Regions from separate parts of the Mus musculus genome. Here region 1 is linked to region 2. A link is a loop called in an ENCODE intact Hi-C map of the cell type or tissue named here. Cell type or tissue: gastrocnemius. All regions are shown on one strand. Links, peaks and the distances in the headings refer to the core of each region. The heading gives the core; the rest is flanking DNA.

Region 1 (2,910 bases), core at 243-2,742, 660 kb before region 2:
AGATAGACTTCTAAATCTCTGACAGTAAATAATATGGAAAAGATGAAACAATATTGCTACATAGTGAGCACAAGCCTCTAAAAATAAATGTGAGGGTCAGAACGACTTAAAATTAGATTAATGAGATACTGGATTTTAAAATTTTCGACAGTGCTCATCTTCTGGGGATACATTCCATCTTGGTGGGCAAGGCATGCTGGCAGGATTGGGAGACTGGCTGCTCACACTACATCAAGTCAGGAAGCTGAAAGTGGGCAGGAAATCTGGCCAGTCTATAAAAACTAAAGGCTCAGTTCCGGTGACGCACTTCCTCCAGCAAGCTCCACCTTCTAAAGGTCCCACAATCTTCCCTAACAGTACCACCAGCTAGGGACCTAGTGTTCAAAAAGGCTTCACATTCACACTATCACAGCACTGAGCCCTCCTCCCTCAAACAGGAAATATTACCAAGAATATATCAATTCCTGCTCTTTGAGTCATTTTGGAAACTAAGTTGAATCATATCAGAGTTAGTTTCTCTACCTTTACTCAGATTTTCAGACTGCTAGATGGACTGGGAATTTTGAAAAAATTGAGAGCTATCTTTCAGAACTCTGTGGTGAGTTTCTCTAGAAATACCTTAGTCCATCAGCAAGCCAAAGCCTAGTCCATTTTTGTTATGTCTCAGCTCTATTACCACAGAAGAACTTATGTTGCAGGAAATCCTCTATGAGAAAAAGCAGAAGGGTGCCCAACCACAAAATATCACAAATGCTGGCACCGTCAACCCGAATAAAATAAACTAGAAGTTCACAAGTGCTCTGGGATGCCAAGAAGAAGGCCCCAGCCTCCTTCAAGCTTCTGTAGCCTTCATGTAGATTTCCTATCTCATCCGTGGCAGCCAGTTCTAACTTCTTCATACCAACTTAGCATCGAACCCTTGCCACCCACACAGGAAGCTTAGAATTGCTTCTGGATCGAATGTTGCTCAGAGGGACGAGATGGGCATTTGTAATTAGTACAGAGATTCTCCATGAGAACCAAAGTGCATCTTAGCCAGCCATGTGATCATCCAGACCCTTCCCAAATTCAATCCGCAATTGGTATTCGAAGAAAGGGGCATGAGTGCTTTGGATAAATAGCCCTAGTTAAAACCCATCGTGGAAGAGGTTCTGAAACGTCCTTAAAGTCACTATAGATTCCTGAGTCCCAAAAGCCTGCTGAATTTCACTGTTTACCACAAAGCATTCTGCTCTACCATTAACCACTAGATGGCAGTACTGATCTGAGTGGAAGTGGTCTTTGCCTGACTGTTCAGAAGCCCAGAAAGAAAGAAAGAAAGAAAGAAAGAAAGAAAGAAAGAAAGAAAGAAAGAAAGAAAGGAAGGAAGGAAGGAAGGAAGGAAGAAAGAAAGAAAGAAAGAAAGAAAGAAAGAAAGAAAGAAAGAAAGAAAGAAAGAAAGAAAGAAAGAAAAAGAAAGAAAGAAAGGAAGGAAGAAAGAAAGAGAGAAATACCATTTCCCATAAATACAAAGCCTGTAGTGGCAAAGCATTCAAGTAAATGGGCTTAACGGCTAGCCTAATGCTGGCATGCTTTCAAAGGGATGGCTATTAGGGTTACTCTTCCTGGAGGAGAATCAGATGTTTAAAAAAAAGAAATAGCTTCAGATCCTGCGAAGCCATCATTTTCCACAAGGGGGATTATGGTTATCAGTCACAAGGCTGCTGTGTGTTTGGTCTGTAATGCTCCTGAGATACCCAGTGCTCCCTTCGTGCAACACTAATTAACTTCCCTCTAACTTAGTCCATCGAACAAGACTTTCTGCTGACTCTGTCCCAATTTAGTTCTTAATAAACTTGCTTGGCATAACAAATAGACTGTGAAAGAAAACTTGATCCTAAACTTTCTTTTCTCTGTATTATGCTCTCTTCATCTTCTGATCTCCTGCTCCTCTCTCTTAGGACCCCATCACTACAGAACAACCTGCTGGTTTAGGTCACCTATAAATAATTTATTAAAGCTAAAAGAATATTTTTAGCTCATGCATATCATATAGTATTTATATTTCAGTGTTCACAATAATGGTATATTGAAACACAGTACACATCCCATTTATATATTGTTTGAAGCTGCTTTATAGTTGATTCATCTTAATTGACATCACATGGCCCACAGAACCTAAAATGTGGCTCTTAAGAATAAAAGTTTTCATTAAACTCTAAAAAGTCATCAGGGAAATGCAAATCAAAACAACCCTGAGATTCCACCTCACACCAGTCAGAATGGCTAAGATCAAAAACTCAGGTGACAGCAGATGCTGGCGAGGATGTGGAGAAAGAGGAACACTCCTCCATTGTTGGTGAGATTGCAAGCTTGTACAACCACTCTGGAAATCAGTATGGCGGTTCCTCAGAAAAATGGACATGGTACTACCGGAGGATCCCGCAATACCTCTCCTGTGCATATATCCAGAAGATGTTCCAACCGGTATGAAGGACACATGCTCTACTATGTTCATAGCAACCTTATTTATAATAGCCAGAAGCTGGAAAGAACCCAGATGCCCCTCAACAGAGGAATGGATACAAAAAATGTGGTACATTTACACAATTGAGTACTACTCAGTTATTAAAAAGAATGAATTTATGAAATTCCTAGGCAAATGGTTGGACCTGGAGGGCATTATCCTGATTGAGGTAACCCAATTACAAAAGAACTCAAATGATATGTACTCACTGATAAGTGAATATTAGCCCAGAAACTTAGAATACCCAAGATATAAGTTACAATTTGCAAAACACATGAAACTGAAGAAGAACAAAGACCAAAGTGTGGACACTTTGCCCCTTCTTAGAATTGGGAACAAAACACCCATGGAAGGAGTTACAAAGACAACGTTTGGAGCTGAGACAAAAGGATGGACCATCTAGA
Region 2 (2,910 bases), core at 308-2,807:
GGCCTCTTCTACCAGGCCTTATTCCCAAAACTGCACGCAGCTGTTCACTTTAGGAGCGAGAACACAGCTGCTCTATCTCCCTCTGCATCATTAAAAGCACCAATCTTCCTAGAGCATCCATCCCAGATGGCTATTAGAAAGAAAACAGCGTTACAGTTTCCACATCATATAACCAGGAAGCCCTTTAGTCTCCTACAAACACTCACATTCTTACTAATGCAAATAAACCAGGATGACAAGTCTTTAAAATAGATAAAATATAAATCATGCAGAGAACTACTTGAGGAAAGAAGCTCAGAGCAAAGACACACGTGCTTTGTCTGATTTGTCTCAACTTCTAGGAGAAATACTAGGAGACCATGGGATCTGTCCTTGTCCAAGGTCACAGAATTTTCACCAACTTTGCCACTTACTAGCTACATGACTTGAAGTACATAAATTACTCTGAGCTTTAGTTTCTTTCCTTGGCTATAAAACAGTCACACTGGTTTATAGACATGATAATGTAAACTCTCCTGGGCAAAGAATTTTTGTCTACTATATCTACTTCTCTCTCAGTGAAGAAACAAAACCCAGCAATGCTTGTCACAGGATAAGTGCTGACCTCTTGGAGAAAGTTGGCTCGAGGAGAGAAAGAGGAATGGTGACACTGGAAGCATGAGGACCCAACAACATGCACATTCAGTAAGCATACAACACTGTCCCGGTCTCAACTGTCTACAGCAGACATGCACTCATTAAAGAACTGTTTTGTTTCCAGCCTAGCACTGACATAATGCTCTATAAATTCACTTGGTGAAGGCTGATTTTGACCTAGATGAAGACCTTAACAGATATGGGAGTAGTGTATTTCAAACAGCTACACCGAGGTTTATTCAGCTCTGGCACCCTTACTATTTATGGACCAAAGACTCCATGTCTGAGGCTGTATGATGTCTATTTAGCACTATCTAATACCACCCCAGTCTATGTCAGCAGAACCATTTCCTCTCAGTTGTGAGAACCAAAATATGTATTCAATGATGGCTCTTTACATGCATAGCTGAAAGCCACTGATGTAGGCACTGGTAAACTTTGGAAAGACAAGGCTGATTTAAGGAAAAATTGCATAGATGACAGACTGTGAGATATAAAAAAAATTGTTTATGATAATATCTAGTGAGCAGCCAAATTGGACCAGCCCCAGAGTGCCTTAGTCCCGCTTTGCAAGCCTCACTACCAAGCTACAACTCTAGAACTGTGGCTCTCAGCCTGTGGGTTGACCCCTCTGGCAACGCACTATCTCCAACAATATTTCCATGACGAGTCAGAACAGAAGCAAACTTACAGTAATGACGTTGAAAGGAAAATAATGTTGTGGTTGAGTCACCACAACGTGCAGAACTGGGTCAAAGGGTCCAGCATTAGGAAGGTTTGAGAACCACCGCTCTAGAATCACTAGCTTTCTTTTAATTTTCGAGACAGGCAAGTTACCTTTCCTTTGCCCTTTATGCATCGGGCATCCTGAAGGTGGTGAAGCTGGCTGACCATCTGAAGCATTCGAGGCGTTTACTGCAGTAGCAGGAGAAGATGCTGAGGCACCCATGGCTGGAATCACAGGGGTCACTCCCAATCTAAAATACCCAGCTGCCAAAGCAAGAAATCAGATTAAAACGTGGAGGCTAAACAGTTGATATCCCCTTGTTATTCTGATCCTGGCTGGCCCTGGCTTTTTTTCACCATCCCTTGGGAGAGTAAGAGGTAGGGCACTGGTTCGGGGGTGGGGGTGGGGGGTGGTGAGGGGACACTTTGAAAACAGTGCCTCCATTGGGAAAATACCTTGAAGCCTATGCCACCATTTGGGGACCCGTGCCAGAGTCTGGAAACTTGTAAGATGCAACCACGTCGTGAAGACGGGTGTAGTCTTGATGGTGGGGTCCAAGGGAAAATACACTGAACTAGCCTCGAACCCGTGTTCCCAGTAGGGCAGGCGCCTCAGGGAAAATAGGAAGGTTAAAAAAAAAAAAGTCACCAAAACGGGAGGCAAGGAGCGGCGAAGGGCAGGAAGCCACCAGTGTTGCCTTCCCGTCTATGCGCGTCCCACCGGCACCGCGGTCTGCACAGTGCACCGGCTCCAGCCGGACCCGGACGCCGTCCTGTCCCCAAGTCACCTCGCCGACTGTCCCGCGCCGCGCGGCCCCGAGCGCGTCAACCTGCCCAGCCGAACTCACTCGGCAGCCGCCGGCTCCAGCCGAACCCGGGCGCCGCCCTGCCCCCAAGTCTCCGCTCCGACTTGTCCCGCGCGGCGCGGCCGCGAGCGCGTCGAACCGCCCAGCCGAAGTCGCTCGGCTGCACCCGCGGTTTTTCCTCACGCGGGGTCACCGCTAACGTCCGGTCACAGCCGGCGTTCTCGGGCGCCGTTACTTCCTGTTCCGAAGGCGGGACTTCCGGGAGCACGAGGCAAGCTCGCGCTGAGGAGAGGAACGGTCGTCAGGTCGGGCGGATCGCTCCCACCCCCTTCCGCTCCGAGGCCTCGAGCCGCCCGAGCCTTCTCTCCGTCTCCGCCCCTACGTGCGGGGCGGTGTGTTTAAGGGCGGGTCGGTCCACCCCTTCTCGCTCCGCGGCCTATAGGCGCCCGAGCCTTCTCTCCGTCTCCGCCCCTACGGGCCAGGCGGTGTTTTTTAACTCCGCCGGCCGGCCGGTAAGCCGCTCAGGGTGAGAAGTTAGGGAACCGCGGGGTGTCGCTTCCGAGGGGTAAGGCACGTCGCTGTGTTTTTCTAAGTCATCTCCTTAGGTTCTTGAAAGGTCAACTTGTATTTTTTCTTTTTTGGTTTTTCGAGACAGGGTTTCTCTGTGTAGCCCTGGCTGTCCTGGAACTCACTGTGTAGACCAGGCTGGCCTCGAACTCAGAAATCCGCCTGCCTCTGCCTC

What was found. Peaks named below come from ENCODE experiments on the same cell type or tissue, not always from the same donor. Only the 100,000 strongest peaks of a DNase experiment are listed, where the experiment ranks them.
Region 1: a loop joins it to region 2, with 3 times the contacts of the local background. A loop is called at or near these places in 6 of 42 quality-filtered maps.

The regions. Positions count from the first base shown.
Region 1 is chrX:168,658,767-168,661,676 of GRCm38, forward strand. The region is part of intron 10 of Msl3 (MSL complex subunit 3); the gene reads right to left. Among named protein-coding and RNA genes, the nearest start is that of Msl3, 14 kb to the right of the region's middle. In gastrocnemius, for the core only: a CTCF peak has its summit at 1,221 (motif pointing right); a DNase peak (open chromatin) is centred at 1,234.
Region 2 is chrX:169,317,965-169,320,874 of GRCm38, forward strand. Hccs (holocytochrome c synthetase) reads right to left here and starts at 2,408. Exons shown (of 7, transcript NM_001331049.1): 1 at 2,012-2,408; 2 at 1,474-1,626. The coding sequence starts at 1,585. Gm15246 (predicted gene 15246) reads left to right here and starts at 2,431. Exons shown (of 6, transcript NM_001361166.1): 1 at 2,431-2,733. In gastrocnemius, for the core only: no CTCF peak of the experiment used is centred there; DNase peaks (open chromatin) are centred at 1,645, 1,889 and 2,489; H3K4me3 peaks cover 2,136 bases; H3K27ac peaks cover 2,325 bases.